2 separate regions of the Homo sapiens genome follow, and region 2 is linked to region 1. Evidence: chromatin loops called from intact Hi-C (ENCODE). Cell type or tissue: ascending aorta. All regions are shown on one strand. Each heading gives the region's core, and the rest is flanking DNA. Links, peaks and the distances in the headings are about the cores only.

Region 1 (15,170 bases), core at 3,029-11,028:
TGAATACCTAAGAATAAAAGCTGGATTTAGTAAGAGAGCTTTGTTGTGTTTTAGCTTACCCTGGCCCCATCCCCCACTCCCCAGCATGGCAGCAGCATCAAAAACAATATCCCTCATTCCCTGTATAGGTTCCTGTCACTGGAGGTAGCAGATTAGACCTTATTTTCAAGAAGTATGTTGATTTTGATTTGATTTGTTGCTCCCTGAAGGACTGGTTCAAATGCCTTTCTTTTATTTTGCCTAATTTGGAGCTCTCCTAAAGTGAAGATGGCAGCCTGGAAAGACGTTTCAAGGTCAGTGTATTAGTGGCTCATGCCTAGGGGAAGGAATAACATTTGGAGCAAACAGGAGACAAATTGAAAAGCTTCAGGAGGAAAGGCTAGGAAATAAGATTCTTTGGGTGAGAATAAGGACTTTAAAGAGATTCCACATATTCCTGGGAATCTGAAAGACCATACACATGCCTAGGGCTGGGCATGTGCTTAAAAAGACTTGAGAGGGCCCTATGCTGTCACCTCTGCCTGACCTTCAGGCTCCGTGCAAGCAGGAAGTGAAGGCTAAGGCATAGTTATAAACTGCATGGGTGAAGGTTGAAAGGTGTGTCCCAACACAGAACACATCTGCAAATGCTACGAGGCATTTTGTTGTTCCAAGTGTTCAAAGAAATCTTTTGAATCACTAGCTGACCACTAAGCTAACCAAAGACTTAGTGGCCACACCTGACAAAGAATACAAACTAAAAAACTAAAAATGTAGTTCAAGAAAATAACAGGCTGGGCACAGTGGCTCACATCGGTAATCCCAGCACTTTGGGAGGCTGAGGCAGGTGGATCACTTGAACCCAGGACTTTGAGACCAGCCTGGGCAACATGGCAAAACCCCATCTCTGCAAAAAATACTAAAAATTTGCAGGGCCTGGTGGCACACACTTATAGTCCCAGCTGCCCAGGAGGCTGAGGTGGGAGGATCACCTGACCCTGGGAGGTCCAGGCTGTAGTGAGCCATAATCCTGCCATTGCACTCCAGCCTAGGTGACACAGTGGAGGAATAATTTTATTTCCAAACTTGCCACATTATAAATAATATTCAGAATGTTCAGTTTTCAACAAAAACTATGAGGTATGCGAAGAAACAAAGTATGGCTCATACATAGAAAAAAAATCTGTTAATAGAAACTGAGGAAAGCTCAGACATTGGACTTAACAGACAAGACTTTAAGTCAATTATTTTCAGAAAGGTCAAAGAACTAAAGGAAACCAGGAGAATGATGTCTCACCAATATTGGTAAAGAGACTGGAATTATAAAAAGGAACCAAATAGAAGTTCTGGAATTGAGAAGTACACAAATAAAAAATTCATTGGAAGGGTTCCAGAGCAGACTTAAAAAGGAAGAAGACAAAAATCAGCAAACTTCAAGATAGGTCAATTGAGATTACCCATTCTGAGGTGCAGAAAGAAAACAACAACAACAAAAAAGCTAACTGAGCCTAAGACACCTGCAGGACACCATCAAGTGTACCAACATACACCTAATAAGAATCAAGAGAAGAGTGAATGTAGAAGAAATTTTTAAAGAAACAATGGCTGAAAACATAATGAAAGACATTAATCTACACATACAAAAAGCTCAATGAATTGTAAGTAGGGTCAACTCAAAGAGACACTCAGTGTGACATTGAAACACATTATAATCATACTGTCCAAAAGCAAAGCAAATCCTGAAAGCAGAAAGAGCCACTGGACACGTACAAGAAATCTTCGATAAGATTAATAGCCAATTTCTCATCCAACATCATGGAAGTGAGAAGGCAATGAGATGACATATTCAGTGTGCTGAAAGGAAAATCTTGGGTGGTCTTGATACTTGTAGATGTTCATCTGTGTCTGAGCATTGAAGAGTTAGGTATTTATCATAGTCTTCACAGTCTGTGCTTGTTTGTACCTATCCTTCTTGGGAAGGCTTTCCAGATATTTGAATGGCTTGGGTGTTGTGCTCTAAGCTGTATCTGCTTAAGGATTCACCCCAAGCCCAATAACACTTTGGTTTTTTTTTAGCCTCATAGAGTTACTGCCTTGATGGTCTTGGACAAGATTCAGGATTCTCTGTATTACCATACAGAGACTCTTGTTCATTCCGTTACTGTCTCCCAAACAAAGGGAGTCCCTTTCTCTGTTCTAAGCCACCTGAAGCTGGGGGTGAAAGGACACAAGCACCCCTGTGGCCACCACCACTAGGACTGCACTGGGTCAGACCTGAAAGCCAGCACAGCACTGGCTCTCACCCAAGGCCTGCAGTTACCACTCCCTGGCTACTGCCTGTGTCTGCTCAAGGCCCTGGGGCTCTACAATCGGCTGGTGGCAGAGCCAGCCAGGCTTGTGTCCTTCCCTTCAGAACAGCAAGGTCCTCCAGGCCCCAGCTGGGCCCAAAGGTGCCATCTGGGAGCCAGCAACTAGGGTAAAAAATCTTAGAAGTCTACCTGGTGTTCTGTTATACTGCAGGTGAGCTGGCACTGAATCCACAAGATGCAGTCCTTCCCTCTCTTGCTTCCGCTTTCCCAAGGCAGAGGTGCCTCACTCCATGGCCACCGCCACCACAGGCCCACAGGGAGTACTGCCAGACTACTGCTGATGTTCTCTTAAGGCCCAGGGAGTCTTCAACCAGCTGGTGGTGAATGCTGCCTGGCATGGGACCCCCCCCTCCAGGGCAGTGGGCGCCCCTCTGGCCCAGGGTAGGTCCATAAATGCCATCTAAGAGACAAGTCCTGGAATTGGCATTCCCAAGAACCATTTGGTGCTTTACTGTCCTGTGGTTGAGCTGGTATCTAAGGTGTAAGACAAAGCCCACTTTACTTTTCCCTCCACTTTTCTCTAGCAGGAATCTTGCCTTGTAACCACCACAGCTGGGAATGTGCTGGCTGAATCTGAACCTGAAACCGACAAGACCGAGTCTCACCCAAGGCCCTCAGCATAGTACCCAGGTATCTCTGCTGGTTATTCAGGGACCAAGGGCTCTTCAGTTAACAGGCAATGAATGCAGCCAAGACTGGGTCCTTTCCTTCAAGGCAGTGGGTTCCCTTCCAGCCCAGGGTGTGTCTAGAATTGTGGCCCAGGAACGAAAATCCTGAACAACATGCTGGCAGACTAAATCCAGCAGCATATTAAAAGCATTATACACCATGACCAAGTGAAATTTATCCCAGGACTGCAAAGGTCATTTAATATATGAAAATCAGGCCAAGCACAGTGGCTCACTCATGCCTGTAATCCCAGCACTTTGGGAGGCCAAGGCGGGTGGATCACCTGAGGTCAGAAGTTCAAGACCAGCCTGGCCAACATGGCGAAACCCTGTCTCTACTAAAAATACAAAAATTAGCCGGGTATGGTGGTGGGTGCCTGTAATCCCAGCTACTCGGGAGGCTAAGGCAGGAGAATTGCTTAAACCTGGGAGGCAGAGGTTGCAGTGAGCTGAGATCGTGCCACTGCACTCCAGCCTGAGCAACAGAGTGAGACTCTGTCTTAAAAAAAAAAAAAAAAAAATCGATGTAATGCATGTAATTAATAAAATGAAAGGGGAAAATCACATGATCATCTCAATTGATGCAGAAAAAGCATTTGAAAAAACCCAACATCCTTTCATGATTAAAAAAACACTCAACTAAGACTAGAAGGAAAATGTCTCAACCTGCTAGAGGGCATCTATGAATAAGCCACAGCTAATATTGCAGGTGGGAATGTAAAATAGTACAGCTGCAATACAAAAGAGTTTGGTGGTTCTTCAAAAAGTTAAACGTAAGAGTTACCATGTGACTCAGCAATTTCATTCCTACATATAGACCCAAAACAAATTAAAAAACAAATATTCACACAAAAACTCATACGGATGTTCATAGCAACATTATTCATGATAGCTAAAAAATGCAAACAACCCAAATGTCCCTCAATTGTCGAATAAATGAATAAAATGTGGGCCAGGTGTGGTGGCTCACACCTGTAATCCCAGCACTTTGGGAGGCTGAGGCGGGTGGATCAAGAAGTCAGAAGTTCAAGACCAGCCTGACCAACATGGTGAAACCCTGTCTCTACTGAAAATACAAAAATTAGCCAGGCGTGGTGGTGTGCACCTGTAATTCCAGCTACCCAGGAAGCTGAGGCAGGAGAATTGCCTGAACCCGGGAGGCAGAGGTTGCAGTGAGCTGAGATCATGCCACTGCACTACAGCATGGGTGACAGAGCGAGACTCTGTCTAAAAAAATAAAAGAATAAAATGTGGTATATTCATACAATGAAACATTATTCATCCGTAAGAAGGAATTAAGTACCGATACATGCTACAATACAGATGGCCCTTGAAAACATTATGCTCAGAGAAAGAAGCCAGATACAGCTAGACTACGTATTGTGTGATTCTACCTACAGTACTACCCCCTTACCTTCAGGGGATAAATTTCAATACCCCTAGCAGATGCCTGAAACCACAATAGTATCTAATCCTATTATACTATGTTTTTTCCTATGCATGCATACCTATGAAGTTTAATTTATAAATTAGGCACCATAAGAAATTAGCAACGATAGCTAAGAATAAAATAGAACAATTAGAACAATATGCCAGCTTCTGTGAAGGGAGAGTTGTGTGAAAAACAACAACCATATGCCAGCAGCACTGCTCTTGCACTTTGGGTCTTGATTAAGAGAAAGAAGTGTTGCTGGAACACAAGCACTGTGATACTGTGGCCATTGATCTGGTAACTGAGAAGGCTGCTAAGTGACTAACAGGCAGGAAGTGTAGACGGCGTGGACCATGCTGGACAAAGGGAGCATTCACATCCGGGGCGGGATGAAGTGGGATGGCAAGAGATTTCATCACGCCACTTAGAATGATGTGCAATTGAAAACTCATATATTGTTTATTTCTGGAGTTTAATATTTTAGGACTGTGGTTGACTGCAGGTAACTGAAACCATGGAAGGTGAAACCACAGATAAAGCCGGACTACTGTATTTAAAATGTCCAGAATAGGCAAGTTCGTGAAGACAGAGATCAGTGGTTTCCAGTGGGGTGTGGGGAGCGGGAATGGGATGTGACTGCTTAATAGATACACAGTTTCTTTCTAGAGAGAGAACAATGTTCTGGAACTGGTGGTGATGACTGCACAACTTCTGAATGTACTGGAAGCCACTGCATTTGTACAATTTTTTTTCTTTTTCTTTTTTTTTTTTTTGAGACAAGGTCTCACTGTCTCCCAGGCTGGAGTGCAGTGGCATGATCATGGCTCACCACAGCCTTGACCTCCAGGGCTCAGGTGATCCTCCCACCTCAGCCTCCTGAGTAGCTGGGACTACAGGCACGTGCCACTATGCCCGGCTAATTTTTGTATTTTTTTGTAGGGATGGGGTTTCACCATGTTGCCCAGGCTGGTCTCAAACTTCTGGGCTCAAGTGATCCTCCTACCTTGGCCTCCCAAAGGGCTAGGATTATAGGTGTAAGCCACCGCCCCCAGCCTTGTACAATTTAAAATGGTTAAAATGATGAATTTTACATTGAATTTCACTTCATAGGAAAAATTTTTAAAAACAACAACAAACCACTTTAATGGACACATAAAATCCCTGGGGGTCTCATTGCAATGCAGATTTGGATTAAACAGTCTGGGTGGGTCCTGAGACCCTGATCCCCTTGCTTTTCACCTATGGCCACATTTTGAGAAGCAAGGCCACTCAAAGGGCCCCCATCTGTGTGAATCAACCCCTGCTCCATCTGCCCCTATAAATGACAGGAGTGGGGGTGTCCCCAGGTCTGAGCCTGGAGGGGGTTGCAGGCTTCCTCCAGGCATGGAAGTGGAGTGAGAGGAGGCTGTAGTTAAACGGGTTACTCTGTCAGCAGACACAGAGGAGACCAGAATAGCTTTTATTTCACATGAAGCTAAGGAAGGAAGTCGAGAGGACAGGGCTGGTTCTGTGGGCGCTGCCTGGCAGGTGCACCACCTCCAACTGCTGGGCTCCAGCTCCAGGGCTCAGAAGCCATCTGAAAGAAAGCAGAGGCCCCCAGTGAGCAAGCTGGGGTGCCGCAGAGTACCTGCCCCCGTGGTGCCCAGCAGTTCCTTCCCTTCCCTCCCCGGCCCCCAGGAACTACTGCGCGCGGGACACAAGGATCAAGGAGAGAGCAGAGTGCAACCCCAACCCTGCCTGATCAGTGGGGACGCCCGTCTTCCCTGCGAGAGTTTTGGGGTGGAACAGGAGTGGCTGCTCAGGGGAAAATTAAAGGAGCTGAGAAGCTCCAGTCGTGAGAAGGCTAATGAAGGAGGCAGTTTCTCCGCGCAGGGGTTGTGCTGAGATGGCATCTAGGGCCGGCTCTTCCAGAACCTCATTTGACACTGGGCGGCAGCCACCGGGTGTGGCAGGTGGGGCGGGGCGGGCGGGGAGCAGGGATGATGCCGTCCCGCTTCCGTCCCCAGGGAGCGCTGGGGCCCTCCCTGCCAGCCAGGCTACACCTGTGCAGTGGAGCAGCCGTCCCTGTCTCGCCTGCCCAGCGCCAGATGACAGCCGCCCAGAGGCTGTCCTCTGCCACCTGCACTGCTCACCTCCGAGAAGGTCGGGAGCGGGGCTGAAGGGTCCCGGGGGCAGGTTCCAGGCCAGCTCCTCCAGCAGGCCCAGCAGGCCTTTCACCTCTGTCCCCAGGTGATCCACGGTCTTCTCTACCATCTAGAGTGGGAAGTGGGGTAAAGTCGAGGACAGAAGTGGTTCCACGTTCCGCTTCATCAGCTAGGTCCTAAGAGAGCAGCTGGCGGTCCAGTGCGGTGCAGTGGGAAAGGACTGGGCGCTAAGTGACCTGGGTTTTCCTCACTCAGGCTCTGCCCCTACCTGCCTCAGTTTCCCCAGATGACAATATCCTAGGGGGCTTGCTCTCTAAGGCTCCTTCTTTTTTGGCACTTAGTCACAGATTTGGATGAAGCGCCTGTAGAATACCTTCTCCCTTTTGGACTTTGCAGCCTGGAGCTCACATTCCTTTTGTTGTTCCGCCCCCTGGTGGTATCTCTGCCAAATGACAGGTTTGGGATTCTGAAATTTACTGAGTTCTTAATGGTTTTTCCCTGTGTATGCCATGGACCCCATTGGCAGTGTGGTGAAGCCTACAGACCTCTTCTCAGAATAATGCCTTAAATGCAAAAAATAAAACATATAGAATTACTAAGGGCACCAATTGCATTAAAATATTATTCAAGTATTAGGCCGGGCGTGGTGGCTCACGCCTGTAATCCCAGCACTTTGGGAGGCCAAGGGGGGCAGATCATCGGAGGTCAGGAGTTCAAGATCAGCCTAGCCAACGTGGCGAAACCCTGTCTCTACTAAAAATACAAAAAGAAGCCGGGCATGGTGGTGCGCGTCTGTAGTCTCAGCTACTCGGGAGGCTGAGGCAAGAGAATCACTTGAACCGGGAGGTGGAGGTTGCAGTGAGCCGAGATCACACCATTGCACTCCAGCCTGGGTGACAGAGTGAGACTCTGCCTCAAAAAAAAAAAAAAAAAAAAAAAAAATTCAAGTATTTAAAATTAAACTTTTTGGCCCAGCATGGTGGCTCACGCCTGTAATCCCAGCACTTTGGGAGGTTGAGGCGAGATCACTTGAGGTCAGGAGTTTGAGACTAGCCTGGCCAACATGGTGAAACCCCATCTCTACCAGAGGTACAAAAAATTAGCCGGGCATGGTAAGTACAAAAAATTAGCTGGGCATGGTGGTGCATGCCTGTAGTCCCAGCTACTCGGGAGGTTGAGGCATGAGAATCACTGGAACCTGGGAGGCAGAGGTTGCAGTGAGCCAAGATTGTACCATGGGCTCCAGCCTGGGTGACAGGGCAAGACTCTGTCAAAAAAAAATTTAAATTTTTGATGTAATATATGTATTGGCCGGGCACAGTGGCTCATGCCTGTAATCCCAGCACCTTGGGAGGCCGAGGTGGGCAGATGGCTTGAGCTCAGGAGTTCGAGACCAGCCTGGGCAACATAGCAAAACCTTGCCTCTACAAAATAAATACAGAAATTAGCTAGGCATGGTGGCACATGTGTCTGTAGTCTCAGCTACTTGGGAGACTGAGGTGGGAGGATTGCTTGAGCCTGGGAGGTGGAAGTTGCAGTGAGCCGAGACTGCACCACGGCACTCCAGCCTGGTAGACAGACAGAGACCCTGCCTCAAAAAAAATAAAATGTATTTATTAACTCACTAAATCACATGATTTAACATCAGGCCTAATAACAACTGAAATTTTGACATAAGGAAGGATAAAAATTATATGTTGAGATATTCATAACTAGAAGATGAAATTATCTGGATTTCTATTGATGACAAAGTTATAGTACTGTTAATACCACGGCTCGCTGTTTGTATTTATGATGAATGAGAATGCTCAATTTCAGTTAAAGGCTTGTGACAATAAAGATGTAAACTTTTCCCCACACAAGTTAGGAATCGTGGCTATATAACAAAACAGTGACTGAATTTCCACCTTCCCATCCAGTAATGATGTTGAAATATCCGGGTGGGGGTAAGCAAGGCCTTAGGGGAGGCAGGGTCCACTGGGGGCTGGGCAGCCCGGCAGCCTAGATGGGAGGGTGATGTTGGACGAGGTGGCCACAGGGCAGGATCGGCCCGGATGTCCTCACATTCCAAAGCAAGCTTGCATCTGCCCATAAAAACACCATCCTAGAAGGTGGTCCTGAACTCGCATGTCCTTCCAAACCACCCTGTTACCTCCTCCATGACATCTAGACGGCGTTGCACAGCCATGTGTCTGTCACACGCTGTGCTCTGAGCTGAGTCTCCTCGCGGAGGGCTGAAGGGTTCGGCAGCTGTGGGAAAACAAGTCTTGTCACTGTGGGACCCTTAGTTTTCCATAATGCCAGAGACTCCTGTAAACACTGGGCTCAAATGAGGTCAGTCCTCAAAGCAAACTCAGGAGCAAGCGGAGGACGGCCCAGGTGGGGGTCAGTGTGCGAGTGTCAGCCATCTCAATCCCACCAGTCTCTACAGCCACAGTCACCTACAGACCCAGATGAACTTCCTCAAGGAGGTGAAGCCCAGGGAGGAAGGGAGGATGGGCTTCAGCCAGGCAGAATGGCACCTGCAACAATGGAGAGGTCTGAAAGAGCAGGGCTCACTGTGCAAAACCTGCAGGGAGCCCGCGGTGGCTGGAGATACAGGGTGGGCGGGAGAGAGAGACTGGAGAGGGAAGTCCTGGAAATGAAGCCAAGGGGGCAGAGCTTTAACCCAGGGGCTTTAATAAACCAGTTCTGATGCTTGTTTGTTTTTTTGTGTGTTTGTTTGTTTGTTTTGAGATGGAGTCTCGCTCTGTCGCCCAGGCTGGAGTGCAATGGTGCGATCTCAGCTCACTCCAACCTCCGCCTCCTGGGTTCAAGCGATTCTCCTGCCTCAGCCTCCTGAGTAGCTGGGATTACAAGCACCTGCCACCACGCCCTGCTAATTTTTGTATTTTTAGCAGAGACAGGGTTTCACCATGTTGGTCAGCCTGGTCTCAAACTCCTGACCTCAGGTGATCCACCCGCCTCAGCCTTCCAAAGTGCTGGGATTACAGGTGTAAGCCACCAAGCCAGGCCAAGGGGGGTTATTTTAACAGAAAAGTCACAGAGCCAAACATGAATTTTTTAAATATAGGGAATAGATTGGAGGGAGATGCCTTTGAAGGCAGGAGGTTACTGCAGCAATCAGGATAAGAGGGGTGAAGGAGAAGTGATGAGCAGAGGCAGGAGCTGTAGGAATAGTGAGGAAGAAAATGAAAGGAGATATTTCAGTAGCAGCGTTGACACTGGGAACCCGTTAGTAACAGCTGGCATGTGATGAGTGCTTACCATGCACCATGTAGGGTGCTAACTTAACCTCTCCAACAACCTGTTGTTATGCCCAATCTACACGTAGGAAAACTGATGCACAGAAGGGTGAAAGGATGTGTCCAAAGTCACTACTCATAAGCAGAGGACTCATGAGGCCAAGAAGAGGGCCAATAAATTGGGAGAAATGGGGGCTGAAGAGGCTGGAGGTCTTAGGAATCACAGGAGGAACAAGAGGTAAAGAATATTGCAATTTTAGCCAGGCATGGTGGCTCACACCTGTAATCCCAGCACTTTGGGAGGGCGAGGTAGGCGCACGAGGTCAGGAGATTGAGACCATCCTGGCTAACATGGTGAAACCCCTCTCAACTCTTGATTCACCATTGTTCTCCTTGAGTTAGCTCTTCCAGGCACCATCAACCCTCAGAGCAGAAGTCTCAGAGCCCTGATGCCGAGCTTGGGTTTCAGAGTTGGTAACCCTGAGATGCCTGTGGGGCATCAGGGTTGGCTGGAACCTTGGAGAACGCTGACACTCAGGAAGGAGGGTGCTGCCCCAGAAGTCAAGAGAAGCCAAGAGCTTTACAGATTCTGCAGAGGATGAAAAGCGTCAGCAGGGCCGAAAGCAGCGGAGAGGTCTAGCAAGATAAGGACTGGAAAGAGAGCACAGAAAGGCCCTGCTAAATTTCACCCCAGCACTTTTAGGAGTGGTGGAAAAGCAGAGTTTGGATTACCATGAGATGAGGAGGGAAGGTGAGGTTGGGGGTGGAAACTTGGATTCTGGAAAATTTCACGAAGCTTGGCTGTGAAGGAAGGGAGATTGGATCGCAAGGTCTAGAGGAGTATTTATGGTTGTCATTTTTTTTTTTAAAGCATTGGAAAACACAATCATGCTTACAGCCTGAGGGACAGGAGGAAGACAGGAGAACCCAAGGATGAACTTCCTGAACTGATGGGAGGCCCTGGATCCAGAGGGGGTGGGACCACATCTCGAAGGAAGACAGAGGGAATGCAGCAAAAATGGGCAAAGGCAAACCATCTAACTAGAGGGCCAAAAAGTGGAGTGAGCTCCCACCTGATGGCCTCTATTTACTCTGTGCAGTAAGATGGAGATCACGTAGGGAGGAGAGCTAGATGTTAAAATTACAAGAATTCTATGAGTAGGTTGCTAAACACAGACATTAAAATAGTGACCATGGTGTCTGGAAATGGTAGCTCGTGCCTGTAATCCTAGCACTTTGGGAGGCCGAGTGGGAGGGTCGCTTGAGGCCAGGAGTTCAAGACCAGCCTGATCAACATAGTGAGACCCCATTTCTAAAAAGAAAAAAAATTTTAAGTTAAAAAAAAAATGGTGGCCATGATGAGAACATTTACACCACGGAAATCAACGACCCCCCTCCCCACTTTTTTTTGAGAGCCAGTCCATCAGTGCACCACTAGGTAAGGGACTTGAATAAAGAGAGGGCTTCAAAAGGGGATGTGCAGAATGAGGGATGCAGTGTAGGAGGGCTATGCAGAATGAGCCGGCATCAACAAGGAATCCTGGAAGCACGAGTCCTCCCCCAGCAGTGCTCCACAGTCTGGGTGCAGGGCAGCAAAGACAGATGGCTGGATGGAGCTGAAACCTAGGAGTCTGCAGGATGGATGTGGTGGAGGCAAGGGGCCAAGGAACTGAGATTTGGCCAGAGGTTTAGGAGAGGAGGCCTGGAATCCAGCTGGGATGAGGAAGGAAATGAGGCCAAGAAGAGGGCCAATGAATTGGGAGAAATGGGGGCTGAAGAGACTGGAGGTCTTAGGAATCACAGGAGGAACAAGAGGTAAAGAATGTTGCAATTTTAGCCAGGCGCGGTGGCTCACGCCTGTAATCCCAGCACTTTGGGAGGCCGAGGCGGGCAGATCATGAGGTCAGGAGATCGAGACCATCCTGGCTAACACGGTGAAACCCCGTCTCTACTAAAAATACAAAAAAATTAGCCGGGCGTGGCGGTGGGCACCTGTAGTCCCAGCTACTAGGGAGGCTGAGGCAGGAGAATGGCGTGAACCCGGGAGGCAGAGCTTGCAGTGAGTGGAGATCGCGCCACTGCACTCCAGCCTGGGTGACAGAGCTAGACTCCGTCTCAAAAAAAAAAAAAAAAAAGGAATATTGCAATTTAACTTTTAGAGGTCGAGCAGCTTCAGAGAGTGACAATATTAAGGCTGTGGCCATGGATGCGGGCATCCAAAGCTCAATAGGGGGAGTTATGGAACTTGATCTCTCTACGTGCAATGCTTGTAGCTGTAAGGCCTTGGTATTGGATGGGTTGGCCAAGGGGCCATCTGCAGTTGTCTAGAAGTGGGGCAGGTCTTGAGGTAGGACAGAGCTGATGATGGATGTGTAACTCTGAGAGGCTGAGTGATTTCCCCAAGGTCACACCATCTGCAAATGCCTGGACCTCAGGCACCCTGACCTCCTGTTCTCATCTCAGCAAGGTGGGGACCCCCTGCCCTGTGATTTTCTGATTCCAACTCTATCTAGCTCTCAGCACTTCCACTCAGAGATGAGAACAGGACCAGAGACAAAATGTCCTTCCACTCTGAGCATCTTTTGTGGAGAACAATCTGTTTTCCAAATTATCCTTTTCATTATTTCCCTCCACTGAACTTAGAAAATACTCTTCAAAAGATAATGGTGTTATTGCTGAATCTGGGGAGGGAGGAGGACATTATAATGGCCCTTTGGTTATTTTTTTAATGCAAGTATTTTAAAGACCTATACTGAAATATTTACAGATGAAAGGCTGTGCTGTCTTGGATTTACTTCCAAAGTAAATAATCCAGGCCTCAGTGGGGATGGTGGAGAGGCATGCGTGGATGTTTAGAGCAAACAGGATGGGCTGAGAGTTGCTGATTGTTGAAGCTGGGTGATGAGCAAATGGGGGTGCATTCAGCGATTCTGTCTACTGTTGTGTGCACGATTTGAAATGTTCCATAACAAAAGCTGGCTGTCTGACGAGGTTGTCAGCAGAAAGCAGCAGCCATTGTGGGCTGCAGGCATTCATGTAAAATATTCAGAGAGAGAGAGGCCCCTGGGGGCTATGCTCCATCCTGGCCCCACATCCTGAGAAGGCCCTTGAGAGGCAGGAGCAGGTCTAGAGGAGGCTATGGGAAGGGACTCCTCTTTTTTTTTTTTTTTTTTAGACAGGGTCTCACTCTGTCACCCAGGCTGAAGTGCAGTGGCACAATCATGGCTCACTGCAACCTCTTCTTCCCGGGTTCAAGCAATTCTCCCACCTCAGCCTCCAGAGTAGCTGGGACTACAGGCACACACTACCATGCCTGGCTACGTTTTGTATTTTTTGTAGAGATAGGATTTCACTACGTTGCCCAGGCTAAGCTCAAACCCCTGGGCTTAAGTGATCCGCCTGTCTCGGCCTCCCAAAGTGCTGGGATTATAGGAGTGAACAACCGCACCCAGTCTGGGACTCCAAATTTTAACTCAATTCTCTCAGCTGAAACTGGGCTGCTCAGCTTGGAGAGGAAAAGCTCTGAGGGGGCCTCTGTTGTCACCCACAGAGTGGCCGTCCTAGGGGAGGGCCTGTTGTCATGAGTCTGTGGATACACATACCCCCCTGCTGGCTCTGTCCAGAGGCCTTTGGCCAAGCCTTTTCTCTGAGGCTCACCTGCCCTCTCCCAGACCCTAGCCACTCTCCCGTGTAAGGCTCAGGCCAGGGGGATGCAGTGTGACCCTGCCAGCCAAATGGGAGTCTGGCTGCTTTGGAAGTCAGAACAACCAGAGCCTGCTCCCCTCCACTGGCCTAAACCACCCTGTTCTCTACGTGTCTGTGATGAGGTCTAACTTGGCTCCAAAACCCCTCCAGGGAAAAGGCTGGGCTGAGGTCGCTCCCAACATGGCTCAGCACTAATCCTTCACATCTGGACAAAACTGTGCTTTGTGCACCCTGGAGCAACTGTCCGTGAGCTCATCGGGGCCTCCACAGAGTGCATCTGAGAGAGCAAGCTTGGAGCAGGGCCTGACATTGTACTGCCAGCATCCTCACCACAGCGCTGACTTGAACGCATCATGGTAGAAAACATGCTGGAGACCCCTTTTCTCAGCCTGGTTCAGCCACTAATGATTGTGGGATTGTGAGAAAGTTTCTTCTGCTCCCTGAGCCTCTGCTGCCTCTTACATAAAATGGGGTAGGGTAGGCCTGAGGCCCTGACTCCCCCGTGTAGCGCATCCTTAATTCTTCTGTCTTTTGGAGGCTGCAGAGAGGCCTCAAGAATTAGCTAGACGAGCTGGGCTCGGTGGTTCACACCTGTAATCCCAGAGCTTTAGGAGGCTGAGGCAAGAGGATCGCTTGAAGCCAGAAGTTTGAGGTCACTCTGGGCAACATAGTGAGACTCTGTCTCTACAAAAATAAATAAATAAATAAATAAATAAATAAATAAAATAAAAATTAAAAAAAAATTAGCCAGGATTGGTGGTATATACTTGTAGTCTCAGGTATTTGGAAAGCTGAGGCGGGAGAATCGCTTGAGCCCAGGAGTTTGAGACTACAGTCAGCTACGATTGCACCACTGCACTGCAGCCAGGGTGACAGTGAAAGACTGTGTCTTGTAAGAAAATAAATAAATGAATAAAAAATAGTAGACACGCACATGCACCACAGGGCTGTCAGTGGCTCAGACAAGGGGAGTGGAAAAGACTGAAGGATTATGATGATTAACCCTGAGCAGCCAAGGCTGTGGCTCCTCAGGGCTCCCTTCCTTCCTTTCCTCCCGCTCTCCCAGGCCCTGCCAGTTGGGAAATGGACCTCCTTGGATGCTGCGTTGTTTTCTCTGGCCCGGCTCCTGCTAGGGGCCTGATGTGCACCCTGGATGGTGGCCATGGGTGGGGCATCCTGTGCTGGTGAGAACACGCTGCTGTGGAGCCCGGAGGCCCCAGAGGAGGGCTCGGCTGGGCTGGCTGCCCCAGTTAAAGAGACGTGGCCCCTGGGTCCCATCCTCTGAGGCGGAAGTACGGGTGCTTCTACTTACAGGCCTTATGGGGAGACCTTTTGTATCTGGACCCAAACAGTAAGAAAGGGCCACAACACAGATGATTTCTGCATGCTGGGGGTTGAGAAATGTTTTCTCAGTGGCATCTGAAAGGTGCCGCTGTATCTTCTGAATTGTCAAAGTCACACTCTGCTTTGAAAAGCAACCCTGGCCACTTGGGGGTTAATTATATTTGACCACATTCAACATAATAGAATAATAAATTTACCACATCCAATATTTGTATTAAAATGTATGATTCACTCAAAACCATCCACGGGTTTTGATCATTTTTGAAAGCAGCAGAAAACTATTC
Region 2 (15,170 bases), core at 2,966-10,965, 640 kb after region 1:
TGCTGTGATTTTCTTTTCTGCTATAAGGTAAGTGATTAACCTTCAGAATATCCGCCGTAATCCCAGAAGTGAAAACTCATTGATCCAACATTAATATGTGCTTTGTGCAATTTTGAATGTTCTTTGGCAAAGTCAATTCCATAATTCATCACAGTCCCATCTCTGTTGTTAACTGTGTTGAGCAAAAACGCCCCCACCCTCACCCAGTGTTGCCCTTGATCTAATATTCTAAGTGTCAGAGGTTCCATATTTTAATAGAAAATGTGCCCTGGCTGTGAGGTAGTGGAGAGTGAACGTCACTCATTACCTACAGGGACAATTCTCAATGAAGGCCTTAAATGATGCTCAATTAAGCTGGTTCTCGTGTGGCCTCTGTGTCTTCGACAGCTGCTGAATCCTCTGATCACACACGATGGGACTTGTACACTTGAAATCAAACATATTTTTAAAACTTCTGTTGTTGAGAATTCCCACCTCATTTTTCCATGGACAAAATTATTCTTTATGTCATAGTGCACTTAAAATTTGGTATTACCTAGAAGTTAAAGAAATGTGATAACCATGCCAAACTGATATCTCTATGTAAGATTATTCCGTCAGAAAACCCTCTCCCAGTTCCCCTGCAGCTCTTCAGGAATCCCCATCTCCCCAGAGCTCTTTGTGCCCATGGATGGCGCTTCCAAAGTAGAGAAGACCGTTTGTCAAGAAGGGAAGCAGAAGGGGGACGAGAGGGTCTTGCAGGCAGAGCTGGAATCGACTTCCACTCTGCTTCTTGCAAGCTGTGTGATGCTAGGTGAAATTTCTCCTTCCTCTGGAGCCTCTATTTTCTTAGATTTGGAGCAGGGTGGTCACACTGACCTTGTAGATTTCTGAGAATCAGAGACAGCACATGAAAAGCCTGGAGGCCATTCTCTTAAGAGTAGCTGTGACTCATGTGTGGACAATGGGCTTTTCATGCTTCTGTTTCTCTCTGTTTATCTGATGCAAGGAACATGCTCCGGTGATGATGGTGAGGGAGGAATTAGGATAGACATAGACACCCCTGTGTCAGAAACATGCTTCTTTATTACTGGGTTATGACTCTGTCTTCCCAGGGACAGGCCCCCAGCCTGCGTACATTTGCAGACAGAGTGGCGTGTGGGGATAGCAGTTTGTCCCCACGACTTTTCTTCACTCCCCTGCTGTTGGCAGGACTCAGTTGAAGGGAGACTTTATGGCATTCATGCTGCCATTTTGAAACCTGGAGGAGGGAAAGGTGCAAGGGACTATCACCCGAGGCATAAGGTGCAGCTTGTGTTGGTTTTGGTGTTTTTGTCCATCATATTCATATATTTCAAAACATTTTCTCCTCCTGACTTGTAGGTCAATGTGGCTGCAGGGAAGCTCATCCTTTCTCAGAATGGCCCTACTTGCCCGATCTCATGGCTGGCCCTTCAGGACCATTGATGGGCTGCCAGCCGCCTCCTCTACCGGGTGTTGTCTGGGAACTCAAACACTCCCTCCATCTGAAGGTTTTCTGGGACCTCAACAAACTCCTCCACTGGAGTGTCCTCTGGGAACTCAAGCACCTCTTGCACTGGAGAGTCCCCTGAAAACTTAACCACCTCCTCCACTCGATTGTTCTCCAGGGCCTCATCCAGCTCCTGCAGCTGTCAGTCCTCTCAGACCTCATCCACCTGCAGCTGTCAGTCCTCTCAGACCTCATCAACCTGCAGCTGTCAGTCCTCTGGGACCTCATCCACCTCCTGCAACTGGCAGTCCTCCCGGATCTCATCTACCTGCAGCTGTCAGTCCTCCGGGACCTCATCCACCTCCTGCAGCTGTCAGTCCTCTGAGACCTCATCCACCTGCAGCTGTCAGTCCTCTGGGACCTCATCCACCTCCTGCAGCTGGCAGTTCTCCCGGACCTCATCTACCTGCCGCTGTCAGTCCTCCAGGACCTCATCCACCTCCTGCAGCTGTCAGTCCTCCAGGACCTCATCCACCTCCTGCAGCTGTCAGTCCTCCCGGACATCATCCACCTGCAGCTGTCAGACCTCCAGGACCTCATCCACCTCCTGTAGCTATCAGTCCTCCCGGACCTCATCTACCTGCAGCTGTCAGTCCTCCGGGACCTCATCCACCTCCTGCAACTGGCAGTCCTCCCGGACCTCATCTACCTGCAGCTGTCAGTCCTCCGGGACCTCATCCACCTCCTACAGCTGTCAGTCCTCCGGGACCTCATCCACCTGCAGCTGTCAGTCCTCTGGGACCTCATCCACCTCCTGCAGCTGTCAGTCCTCCGGGACCTCATCCACCTGCAGCTGTCAGTCCTCTGGGACCTCATCCACCTCCTGCAGCTGGCAGTCCTCCCGGACCTCATCTACCTGCAGCTGTCAGTCCTCCAGGACCTCATCCACCTCCTGCAGCTGTCAGTCCTCCGGGACCTCATCGACCTGCAGCTGTCAGTCCTCTGGGACCTCATCCACCTCCTGCAGCTGTCAGTCCTCCCGGACATCATCCACCTGCAGCTGTCAGTTCTCCAGGACCTCATCCACCTCCTGTAGCTGTCAGTCCTCCCGGACCTCATCTACCTGCAGCTGTCAGTCCTCTGGGACCTCATCCACCTCCTGCATCTGTTGGTCCTCTGGGACCTCATCCACTTCCTGCAGTGGTAGGTTCTCTGGGACCTCATCCACCTCCTGCAACTGTAGGTCTTCTGGGACCTCATCCACCTCCTGAAGCTGTTGGTCCTCTGGGGCCTTATCCACCTTCTGCAACTGTAGGTCTTCTGGGACCTCATCCACCTCCTGCAGCTGGTGGTCCTCTCGGACCTCATCCATCTCCTGCACCAGTAGGTCCTCTGGGATCTCATCCACCTCCTGCAGCTGTTGGTCCTCTGGGACCTCATCCACCTCCTGCAGCTCCTTGTCCTCCCGGACCTTATCCATCTTCTGCATGTTTCTGTCCTCCGGGACCTCATCCATCTTTTATAGCTGCCTTTCCTCTGGGACATCATTCACCTTTTTGTTCTGTGAGGCCTCTGGGACCTCCGACTACATCTCCACTTAGTAATCTCTGGATCCTCAGCCACCCCTTCTACCTGGGTGGCCTCTGGCCCCTCAACTACCACCTTCACATGAATCTCCTCAGCTACTTCAATAATCTCCACTTGTGGTCCCTGGGACTTCAGCCACCTCCTCCACCAGGGTCTCTTCTAGTACATCTGCCACCTCCTCCACTTGCCTGGCCTCTGCTATCTGAACCAACTCCTCTGGGACCTCAACCAGCTCCTCTACCCATTGTGGCCTGTAAGACCTCAACCACCAACTCCACATGTACCACTTGGTATGTTTATCTGAACAGTATGAACTAAGTTGCAAAATGGACTCATCTTTCCTTTTTTGAATGAATAGAAATGTCACAGATTGTACTGCAAGGCTTTGCAATATGAGGGTAGCACTGGCTGAGGATGTGGTCACTTTGCTCAAGTTTCTGAGACTACAAATCAGTTGCATTATTTTCTCATTATGACTTTGGCAGCAGGTATCTTCTGTAGATAAGGAAAGAGTTTTTTTTTTTATTTTATTTTGGTGGGGGACAGAGTCTCACTCTGTCACCCAGGCTGGGGTGCAGGGGTGCACTCCTGGCTCACTGCAACCTCCGCCTCTAGGGCCCAGGTGATCCTTCCACCTCAGCCTCCAGAGTGGCTGGGACTACAGGTGTGCAACACCATGCTTGGCTAATGTTTTTTTGTTTTACTTTTTGTAGAGACCATGTTTCACCATGTTGCTCAGGCTGGCCTCAAGCTCCTGGAGCCATGCCATCTGCCCACTTTGGCCTCCCAGAGTGCCAAGATTACAAGTGTGAGCCACTGTGCCCAGCCAGAGATTGTTTATAGAAGCTAGAAATACAAGCTTTGCAGGCTTGTGTGGAACCTGGGCCATATGGCCAGCTCTGTGAGGGATGAGACCCATCCCTGACTGGCAGGGCATCCTGTGTGCTGCAGCAGAGAGACCCACACTGAAGGGCACAGAGCTTCTGACCAGCCCAATGGAAACACAAGTGAAGGGACACAGGGTGCAGAAGGAGGAGACAGAATCTCCTGGGAGTAAACAGGAGGCCGTGGAAGAGAAAGCTGAAGCAGGGAGGTGTGACATGGGGGGTTGTTGAACTCAGGTAGAGCTGGAAGGCTGCTCCTAGCCAGGCAAGCAGCGTGAGCAGGAGCATGGAGGCTGCGGTGAGGGCCACACAGAGCTGCCATGGGAGCTCAGATACCACATTGTGCACAGGAAATTACCACCCCAGCACTTCCTTGTTGCCCTACAGCCTTTAGTCCATTATTGGTAGGAAGATGATTCTTTCCCTGGGTGCATGAAGGCTCTAGATCGGGGTGAATGAATGCCTAGAGGTCTGAAAATTTTAACTTGGTTCTGTCAGGGGAACCTGTCTCCCTGAGTTTTCACGGCCTAAGGAGACTAACAATGAGGATGGGTCTGGTTCAGTGGAGCTGCGGCCTTGGCCTTCAGAATGAGGCCAACTCTGGCTGGAAACTCAAGGCCAATCCTGAGCTGCTGTGACCTACTCTGATCTCCTGCACCCTCTCCTTCCCACCTACAACTCTCAGCTTTGCATCTCCCAACCTTGGCAGGCAAAATGCTTCCCCTTCCCTGTGTCTTTGCTGCCTAAGCCCAGACACCAACTCTCAGTAGAGCTCAGAGCCCCAGCTTTCTCAGAAATGAGCTGGGAATGATGCGATTATGAGGTCATGGTGAGGACAGGGAGACCAAGCTCATAAGGAAGGCATCTTGCAAAATAGCTGGTAGATGGTAGAGCCTCACCCCTCCCGCTGGTTAAATGAAAATATTTCCACTCAGAAGATCAGCAAAAGGTGTTCATTGAAGTTCATTTAATAAACCTTAGGGTGTAGCAGCTCAGGCTCTGGGATTTCCAGTTTCTCTTTCAAAAGATAAGGGAAAGCCCCTGTCTCCAAGATTAGAATTCAGATCCTTACGAGATGAAGAGATCCTAAAAATGCATACACAGTTAAACTCTGAGATTTGTATCTGTGATCTGTGGATAATTATTCTCCATGACATACAGACACAGATATGGCCACACACAGAAGTATTCAGCAGGGGCACAGATATTTCATAGAAGACAAAATGTATATTGGGCAAAAGAAGGTCACCTGGAAATAAACCGAAATCTTTTTACCTTACAGGATAATTTTGAAATTTGAAGAGTCTCCTGGGCCATGATATCTTGGAAAAGTCTCCACCATATTTGATGCTCCATGCCCCGTGCTCCCTCCTCTCTCTCTCATTTCCAGTGTTTCCCTTTAGAAACATTTGCAGTCCTATCTTTCTGGGTGTCTGCTTCCTGGAGGACCAGTTCACACCCCAGGGTATACCAGGTGTGACTCCTCGTACACTATTCAAACTCAGGCAGATACTGCCTTGCTGGACACAGAAGCAGGGTTACCCTTTGGGTAGTGTTGACTGGTAAGGGCCCGAGGGGGACTTCTGGGGTGGGGGAATATCCTGTATCCAGCCACGGGTGGAGGTTGTGCTCATTCATTCTAGAAAGAGTCACTGTGTTCCTAGTGACTGCCAGTGGTGCCTTGTGAGCAGATAGACAGTAATACATCCCCATGAGGTGGCCAACTTCTGACAGGGAATAGAAGGGCCCAGCAGCGGCTGTGGAGCCCTTAAGGAGCCTCGCAGAGACTCAGGGTTTGTCAGAGCCCATGCCCCACTGAGCCAGCTGCCCCCCGGTAGCACCAACTCCAGGCGGCTCTAAGGGAAGCTGAGCTGGGTGTAGACATTTCTCCATAAGTCCTGTGCCCCCCACCATCTTCCTGTAATTTTTAAATTGTGTGATAGGCAGAGATCGGTGGTGAGAGGCTAACTGAGCTGGACTGGAGAGGAGTGAAGAACGCAGGGGTGAGGTCAGTCAGAGGACGGGACAGGCAGAGAGAAGATGAGAGAGAAGGGATGAGAGAGGGAGGGGAAGGACAAAGAGAAGGAGAAAGACAGGGAGGATAGAGAGAGAGGGGTTGAAACAGTGAGAGAAAGAGAGAAGGGAGAGAGAGAGAAGGTGGAGGGTGAGGGGAGAGAGAGAGAGATGGAGATGGGAGGATGGAGTCATGGAGAGAAGTTGATTTGGGCCCAGGGGGAGAAAAGGAAAGCTGGAAGAGACAAAGACAGAAGGACCCACAGTGAGAACCAAGGGAGCTGGAGGGAGGGAGGTGTCCAGAGAGCTGGCCAGTGATCCACATACCGAGAGGAAGGCAGAGAGTAAAAGAGAAGAGAGGAATGAAGACAGAGGAAACAAGAGAGATGGAGAGGACTGAGACAGGGAGAGGAGGCTGGAGAGAATCACAGACAAACAGCACAATAGAGGAAGGGAAAGAGTTGTTGAAGACAGGGTCACAGAAAGAGAGAAAGGAAGGACAAAGAGGGAGGCAGAGAGAAGCAGAGAGAAGCAGAGAAAGAGAAAGCAGGGAACAAAGCAGTGAGCCGGCAGGAGGTGGAGGGGGGGCGGCACAGCAGTTGGGAGGAGTTCTTGCACTCCAAGCCGTGACCTCCTTGGGGCCTTGAAAGCCCATCACATGGGGACACGTAGGCCTCCCTTGTGGCTGGGTTGCTGTGTGGAGCCTCTGGGTCTGTCCCTGAAGCAGGGACTTCCAGGGGAAAGGGCTGCCCTGTCACAGGTTTGCCTCCTCTGTGGGGTGGGGACCCAGAGCAGCCTCCCTCGCTGTCCTGGTCCCTGCTGCATTTCCCATCCTGGCCAGCTAGGTGGCCGTCAAGTCCCATACCTGGGAACCAGGCTGAGACCCTTTGTCCAGCCTCATCTGTTCTCACCTGGCTCCAGATTCCAGCCACAGCTCTGGCAAACAGTCCATGCGTGCTGGCTGTCACCAGATCCACACACCCCGGGTGGATTCCTGCCCTGTTCCCACAGGACAGCCCTCAACCAATGGAGACAGGAACCTGGAGTTAAATGCTTCTCCCTTTTTCACTGAGAGAGAGACATGCACAGTCTGATGCACTTTCTTTCCTTCTTTCTTTTTCTTTCTTTTTTTTTCTTAAGACAGAGTCTCTCTCTGTCACCAAGGCTGGAGTGCAGGGGCACGATCTGGGCTCACTGCCACCTCCACCTCCCGGGTTCAAGCAATTCTCCCACCTCAGCCTCCCGAGTAGCTGGGATTACAGGCACTAGTTACCACGCCCAGCTAATTTTTGTATTTTTAGTAGAGATGCGGTTTCACCATATTGGTCAGGCTGGTCTCAGACTCCTGATCTCAGGTAATCTGCCTGCCTCAGCCTCCCAAGGTGCTGGAATTACAGGCATGAGCCACCACACCTGGCCGTGATGCACTTTCTAGATGCTGTCCTAGAGATCACACTGTGTTAAGCCTCAGTTGCCTTCAATGTGGTCATCTCTACAGTATACCCTTAGCTTTTTTCTCCTCCGTTACTTTCCCAGACCCTCACTCTGCTCCCTGGATTCACTTTTCGAAATAGTCCTCCTGCTGCAAAGTCCTGGGCACCTGCCCTACTTTCAGCATTGGAAGGGGGGCCCAGGCTAAGACCATGAGGCCCCACTGTGGGCGCCCACAGCCCCGTTCCTCCCTCTATTCCCACCACAGTCACATCCTCCTGTCCCTCAGTGCTTCCTCGCCTTTCCCTCCAGCCCACCGTGAGATCCCAGGGGACGGAGCAGCCCCTTCTCTGCCCCAGTGCAGGGCTTGGCCTTAGCACACGGTCAGTCTGTGCTGGGGTGAAGTGATGAATGAGTGAGTGGTTGAGTGATAATGCATCATCAGATCTGTCTTTTCCACATGTCTCTATCTCCACCCAGAACCAGTTTTCTCATCCACAAATGGGCATTTGAGGCTGGGTGCTCCTAAACCCTACAAAATTCAGAGCTGGCACAGTTGGGGACTGACCTTCCTTGATCTCACCTCACTTTCTGTATCTATAAAATGGGGTACCTTTCTCTAAGAGTAAAAAGGAGGCCTGGCATAGGGAAAGAAACTCAGCTCGAGCATCCAGAACATCCATCTTGCTCTCAAATACCTAATACAGGGGACCATGTTTTCTGCTATAATTGGTATTGGAGCTGGTACCATTTATTAAAGGTAATTCAGTTACAAAGCTTCAATTATTAAAACTGTGTAGTAAACGTGTATATATGGACAGACAAATAGAAGAGGAAGTCCAGATGTAGACAGAAATCCATACAGAAATAGAGAATGGGACAAAGGAAACATCTCAATGCAGGGTGTTCAGACACCTGGCCAATCATCTGAAAACTGAAAGAATAAAATACGCCGGGCGCGATGACTCATGCCTGTAATCCCAGAACTTTGGGAGGCCAAGGTGGGCAGATCACCTGAGGTCAGGAGTTTGAGACCAGCATGGCCAACAGGGTGAAACCCCATCTCTATTAAAAACACAAAAATTAAGCAGGGTGTGGTGGCGGGTGCCTGTAATCCCAGCTACTCGGGAGGCTGAGTCAGAAGAATCACTTGAACCCGGGAGGCATAGGTTGCAGTGAGCCAAGATCACGTCACTGCACTACATACAGCTTGGGTGACAAGAGTGAAACTCTGTCTTAAATAAATAAATAAATAAATAAAATTTAGTCCTTTTCTCAAAGTAGACAGTGATATAAATTCCAAATGCATTATGATTTAATACTTAAAGAAAAATCATGATGTCATGAGGATGTACATCTGTCAAGCCTCATCAACTTGTATCCTTTAAATAGATGCCTTTTGTTATATGTAAATTATATCTCATGAAAGTTGGTTAGAAAACATAAAAGTATTGGAAGAATATGTGAGAGAATTCCATTCTAACCTTGAAGTGGGTGGGGTGATTGGAGTCCCTCTAACCATGACTCAATATCTAAAAACCATAAAATAAATTCATTACTAAATCTGACTACACAAATTCAAAAAAATCTACATGGCATGAAGCACCATAAGAAAAATCAAAAGGCAATTCACACTGGACAAATATTTGTAACTCAGATCACAGGAAAAGGGCTGACTTCACAAATATCTGGAGTTCAAAAATGAGAAATAACCAAACAGTCCATTAGGAAAACATGCACGGAACAAGAACAGACTTTCCTGTTTTTTTTTTTTTTTTTTTTTTTTGAGACAGAGTCTCGCTCTGCTGCGCAGCCTGGAGTGCAATGGTGCAACCTCAGTTCACTGCAACCTCCACCTCGCAGGTTCAAGCAATTCTCCTCCCTCAGCCTCCCAAGTAGCTGGATTATGGACACCCACCACCACGCCCGACTAATTTTTGTATTTTTAGTAGAGATGGGGTTTCACCATGTTGGCCAGGCTGATCTCAAACTCCTGACCTCAGGTGATCCACTTGCCTCAGCTTCCCAAAGTGCTGAGATCCCAGGCATGAGAGAATCCCAGACCCGGGCCCCATCTTAAGCTCTGGTTGGATGCCAAGCCTAGGCTCACTCCCAGGCCCAGTCCCAGTTCTAGGCCCACGCCCAGGATCACTCCCAGCCCCAGCCCCAGGCCCCTTGTGGCCTCAGAGCCCCTATGCCTCCGACTTCTTGACAGACACTCAGTTATTCCCTCACTTCACGGAGGTGCTCCCACCTCTAGACGTCAGTCTTCACGATGATGTCTCAGTACAAAGAAGGGCAGGGCTCTATGGACAAAAAAGACTCAGGGTTTCAGTACCAAGAGGAGGATATCTCTGTGAATGAAAACTATTCAGACCCCAGGTAACCACTGGGTTGGTAAGGGGCCTGTGCCTGCAAAGTCCTACAGATCCCAGTGGGCCTGGAGTGGCTGGTCTACACCACTGATAACTTTCTGCAGCAAATGCACCGCCCTTCACCCACTCTGCTGCAGGTGGGCATTTGCTGTCTTCACTGTGCGGCCATCACAGGTGGCTCTGCTGTGAATGTACCTGCCTCTCATTTGAATTGAGCCTGAGCATTTCTTTGCTGGGATTGGAACCACTGTCCACTGGGATATTTGGCATTAGTGAATGCTGCTTGAGAGCTTTGTAAAGGGCTTTTCCCAGTGCTTCTGATGGTCAGCGTCTTTGCCAACATTTAGGATTGTGAGACTTTTTAACGTTTCTTGATCCAATGACTTGTGGCTTTGTTGTGGTTGTAATATCCATTTTCCTGATGGTTGAGAGGTTAAGAAATTCTCACATGTTAATTGAACCTTAGAAATTCTCTAATGTGTCTATTTGTTTATCCATTTTTTTTCATTTATTGGAATGTATTCTGCCTTGGCAATTAAAGTTCTGCAAATACCAAAACAAGCAAACAAACAAACAAAAAAAACAATTTTTCTCAAACTTTTCCCAAAAATTAAAGAGGAGGGAATTCTTCCCAACTCAGTCTATAAGGCCAGCATTACCCTGATACCCAAACAAGACAAGGACACACACACACACAAAAAAACACTACAGGCGGTATTCCTAATGAACATAGATGAAAACATTTTCAACAAAATACTACCAAGCTGAATCTAACAATGAATCAAAAAGATAATATGCCATGATCAAGTGGGATTTAGGGGTGGTTTCAGGATGAAACTGTTCCACCTCAGATCATTAGGCATTAGTAAGATTCTCATAAGGAGCCGGCAACCTAGATCCCTTGAATGCACAGTTCACAATAGGGTTCATGCTCCTATGAGAATCTAATGCTGTCACTGATCTGACAGGAGGTGGAGCTCAGGCAGTAATCAGAGGGATGGGGAGCGGCTGTAGACACAGATGAAGCTCCGCTCACTTGCCTGCTACTCACCTCCTGCTGTGCAGCCCCATTCCTAACAGGCCACAGACCAGTCCTCGGCCAGGGTGTGGGGACCCCTGCTGTAAAGGGTTCCTACCAAGATTAGAAGGGAAGAAGGAAAGGGGATCACCTGGAAGCCACATGGAGACGGGGCAAGACATGAGATGCCTAGAGAAAAAGATGACTCAGGAGGACACAATCACTGAGTCTTTGAAGGACTGTCACGTATGAAGTTCACAGCTGTGTATGAAGTTCACAGCTGTGTCCTATGAAGAGAAATTAGAGGAACACAGATTTTGACTGTAATTTATAATTAGACTAAGGCATTTAGTAATAGAATGAACTGCTTAAAGATGTACTGAGCTCTCCATCGCTGAAAGTATGCAAACAACAATTGGCTGGCTGTCTTCCAGGGAGGCTGCTCACATACATGACTCCTACATGAAGGATCATGTGAGTCCTGCATGAAGGATGTCAACGGTGACTCTAAGGTCCCTAAGTTGTTTGGTTTCTTTTGTTTCTTTGTTTTGAGACAGGGTCTTGCTCTGTTGCCCAGGCTGGAGTACAGTGGCGTGATCTTGATTCACTGCAGCCTTGATCCTCTGGGCTCAAGCAATCCTCCCATTTTAGCCTCCTGAGTAGCCGGGACTACAGGCACATGCCACCATGCCCAGCTAATTTCCTTCTTTTATTCTTTCTTTCTTTCTTTCTTTCTTTCTTTCTTTCTTTCTTTCTCTTTCTTTCTTTCTTTCTTTCTTTTCTTCTCTCTCTCTCTTTCTTTCTTTCTTTCTATCTTTCTTTTAAGACGGGTTTCATCATGTTGCCCAGGCTGGTCTTGAACAGCTGAGCTCAAGCAATCCCCTGCCTTTGCCTCTCAAAGTGCTAGGATTACAGGCGTGAGCCACCGCAGCCAGCCACCTGGCCCCAAAGGCAGCTTCATCCCTTCAGGTCCTCCACTCTCAGCCAATTCATTCAGCCACTGAGACAGTCATTTTGCATTTGTTGGAAGATGTTAAATTGCAACTGCATGCTCAGGCCAAGACTCTGGTGATGCACAGCACATCTAGAAGAAAAAAATAGTTGGAGAGGGCAGAATTCTGCAAAGAGAGAAGAGGAAAGGTTGATAATGACGAGTCAGAACATAGGCTCCAGGAGTCAGGACTATTCCATCTGAACCAGATGTGTGTACATAATTTCCCCTTGGGGGCTGCACTCATCAGGTTCTCTGCAGAAACAGAATCACTCCAGATGGCTCCCATGAAGACACTATAAAGCAATACTGACAGAGGTGGCAGGTTAAGGGACAATATGGGGAATGGAGAGGCTCCCAGAAACTAGCAACAGTGGGAAGACTTTAGCACCCCTAGGCTGAAGGGGTTAGGAGAGGAAATGTCCCCGACTTTTTAAGAGCTGGAGCCATGAAAGAGGAGTCACCCAAGTGAACAGCAACCCTGGAGATCATGCAGCTGCAAGACGCTGGGTGGAAACACCCCCAGCTTCTCTCCTCCCACCGTCCAGAGTTCCATGGTACCTCCCATTGGTTAACCAAAAACCAATGGCAAAGAGTCAGAGAGACTTAGCCTGCAGGAGTGAGCCTCCTGGGGCACAGGGCAGACAGAAAGGCAAAGAAAGAAGTATGAGGGTCCAGGGAGTGACAAATAGAGTGACCAGAGTAGGGGCTCCTTTCCTTGCCCCGTGACAGGGACTGTGGTTTGCCCCACAGTACCCTGCTGTTTTGATGCAGACACACAGTGGGCCATTTTGGACCATAAAGATGAGGTTCTGGTCCCCAAAGCCTCAGGGCTACTGCCCAGCTCCAGAATGCTGTCATTAAGACTGCTAGTTGAGAGGCACTCAAACTAGTAGTGGCTCAGAGCTGTCAACCTGTACCTACCAGAGGTATAATTTTGATAATTGCAGAGTGTCCATCTTTAAGGAGGCTTAAAGAGCTCACTGCATGGTTTTACATTGGCCAGAAGAGAGCTGGTCCTCTTCTTGAATAGGACTCCCAGCCCTGAGATTGTCCAGAGCAGCTCTAACCTTGCTCAGGGACGTTCTCATCCAGTATAGATTTCCTTCTAGTGCCCTCTGCAAAATGCTGGTGTTAGCCCTGAGCAGGGCAGGGTAGTGCTGGATGATTCTGCAGCTCTCTGCCTCTCTTTGAGGCAGCCTTTTTGTCTTGCATTGCTGTTCTCCCCCTCACTGGTTGCATCTTCTTATCCCTGGACAGTTCATGGTGAGGGCAGTTGCTGGTAAGAATCACTTCCTGCTGGACCCCAAGACGATAAGAGCTAGCCCACTGTACAGCAGCATCTTACTTCCTGTGTGACTCCATTAAGCCCTCCCCTGGAGGCAGTAGGGTCCCCGCTCGATCACTTCACATCCCATGGAGCATGGGATTCCCTGACCCAAAGGAAGTCGGGGAAGAAGACAACAGAGAAGACATGCCCCCATTCCTGTCTCCACCTTCCAAGTTGCCTGCCTGGCTCACACAACAAGGCATATACAATTTATAGATAAATCTATTTTACGTTGGTATTTTTTTAGGTTACAAAGCAATTTCACATAGAATTTTACTCAACTGGAGAAGTTTCAGAAAAGCGGTTTTTCATTCCCATTTTGCAGATGAAGAAACTGAGGTTTCGAGGTGGTAAAGTAACTTACCCAGTGGCATACAACTGGCAACCAGTTGGGCTAGCACTGAAACCTAGTTTCTAAGATTTATTTCAGAGGGTCTTTCTCTTTTCCTAGAGAAGCTCCATATAGTTAAGGAAAAATCTCTTTTTCCTAGTGGACTTTTTTTTTTTTTTTTTGAGACGGCGTCTCGCTCTGTCCCCAGGCTGGAGTGCAGTGGCACGACCTCGGCTCACCACAAGCTCCGCCTCCCGGGTTCACACCATTCTCCTGCTTCAGCCTCCCGAGTAGCTGGGACTACAGGTGCCCGCCACACAGACCCCTTTTAGGCCACACAGCCTCCCTGAACTCCAGGAGAACAGCCCATAGGGGAGAAAGACACCTCCCAACATGACGCAGAATAGCTACACCCGTAACTCTGTGTCTTCCTGACCCTGGAAAAAGTGAAAACTAGTGTGCGACGCCAGCACTCTAAAAACGTCAATCCTCTGGTAGGGGGACGTCTGGTGTTCGCCTCAGCTGTTGCCCTCTCAGGAACACCTGTCCAGATCTCCCTCTTCCAAACTGCGCTGCTGCCGCTTCCCCTCTGCCCCCACTGCACTCCTGACCCCCCTTACTGCAGTGCCTTTTCTCTTTGTCTTTAAATAGCACTTATCACCTTCTAACATTCTGTACAATTTCCTTCCTGTATAAATTTCATATTTGTTTCCCCTCACTAGAATAGAAGCTCCAGGAGGGCAGAGACTTTTATTTCTCCATGTGCCTAGAATAGTATATGACATTCAGGAGTGCAAAAAACGTGTGCAAGGAAGGGAGTGAGGAGGGGACCCTAACATTGACATTCCACAAGAGCCTAGGCCTGTGATCCAGATGTGTGGACCCTCGACCTCTCACTCATGACCTAGAGGTGGCTAAGGCCGGGGAGCAGCCTCTGGTAGCTGAGGATGGGAGGCCCAGTCAATGGCTCACCGCCCAGCCTGTTGGGAAGGCGCAGCCATGGGTGGGAGGGAGCAGGGGGAAATATTGTGTTCATTTTACGGAGACAGAGCTACTGGCCAGGGATGGACTTAACTAAGCCTGAGTCTGGCGAGACAAGGGCAGATTAATGCTGATCAGGTACAGTCCTTTCCCTGGGGCTGGGGTGGGGCTAGGAGCAAGGGTTTTGTTCAAGTGTGTTACTGGCCAAAGGGGCTTGAAGCCAGGCCCAGAGGTGGGTGAGGCAAATATCCCTTTGGGACAGAGCAAATCTCCCTCCAGGAAAAGAAGACAGCTGGACCTTGCCTGTCTGGGCCATGATGAGCCAAAAGAGTTAGTGTGTTTGACTTTACAACCTACCAACCCTTTCACAGGTATGGTCTCATTTGGGCCCTCCAGCCACCTATCAGGGAATAAATGTGTTTATAGGTGAGGAGAGGAAGGCACGAGGGCAGAAGATGCTTGCAGGAGGAGCAGGTGGTGGCTGGAACTCATGGCTCCAGATCCCTTGCTGACTCTATCACCTATCTAATGGGAGGAGCTGACACTCGTACACTTCCCCGGCTGTGGACTGAGCCCACTAGGGAGGTAGGGTGGTCCCTCCAAGCTTACACCATGCCCTGTGCTGGAAGGCAGAGTAAACCCACACTGAACAACTAAATTTCCAGGTTTCATCCCCGACTCAGCTGCAGTTTGGGAAGCCACTGCTGCTCCCTGGGACTCAGTTTCCCCACCTGGAAAAGCCAAGCCCTGTCCAGTTGATGAAGCTCAGGTAGGCTTCA

Evidence for each region. Peaks named below come from ENCODE experiments on the same cell type or tissue, not always from the same donor. Only the 100,000 strongest peaks of a DNase experiment are listed, where the experiment ranks them.
Region 2: it touches region 1 in a loop (3-fold over the local background); 2 of 110 quality-filtered maps call a loop at or near these places.

The regions. Positions count from the first base shown.
Region 1 is chr10:80,135,754-80,150,923 of GRCh38, reverse strand. It overlaps PLAC9 (placenta associated 9), which reads right to left. Exons shown (of 4, transcript NM_001012973.3): 2 at 8,745-8,842; 3 at 6,581-6,701; 4 at 5,565-6,024. The coding sequence ends at 6,014. ANXA11 (annexin A11) reads left to right here. Exons shown (of 16, transcript NM_145868.2): 16 at 1-35. Among named protein-coding and RNA genes, the nearest start is that of PLAC9, 11 kb to the right of the region's middle. In ascending aorta, for the core only: a CTCF peak has its summit at 7,028 (motif pointing left); DNase peaks (open chromatin) are centred at 4,804, 6,312, 6,757, 7,033 and 2 weaker places; H3K27ac peaks cover 2,341 bases.
Region 2 is chr10:79,494,244-79,509,413 of GRCh38, reverse strand. It overlaps LOC729815 (a long non-coding RNA gene), which reads left to right. Exons shown (of 3, transcript NR_136624.1): 3 at 1,629-3,044. It also overlaps the pseudogene TPRX1P1. Among named protein-coding and RNA genes, the nearest start is that of EIF5AL1, 11 kb to the left of the region's middle. RefSeq lists a silencer at 11,123-11,323. In ascending aorta, for the core only: a CTCF peak has its summit at 6,767; no DNase peak of the experiment used is centred there.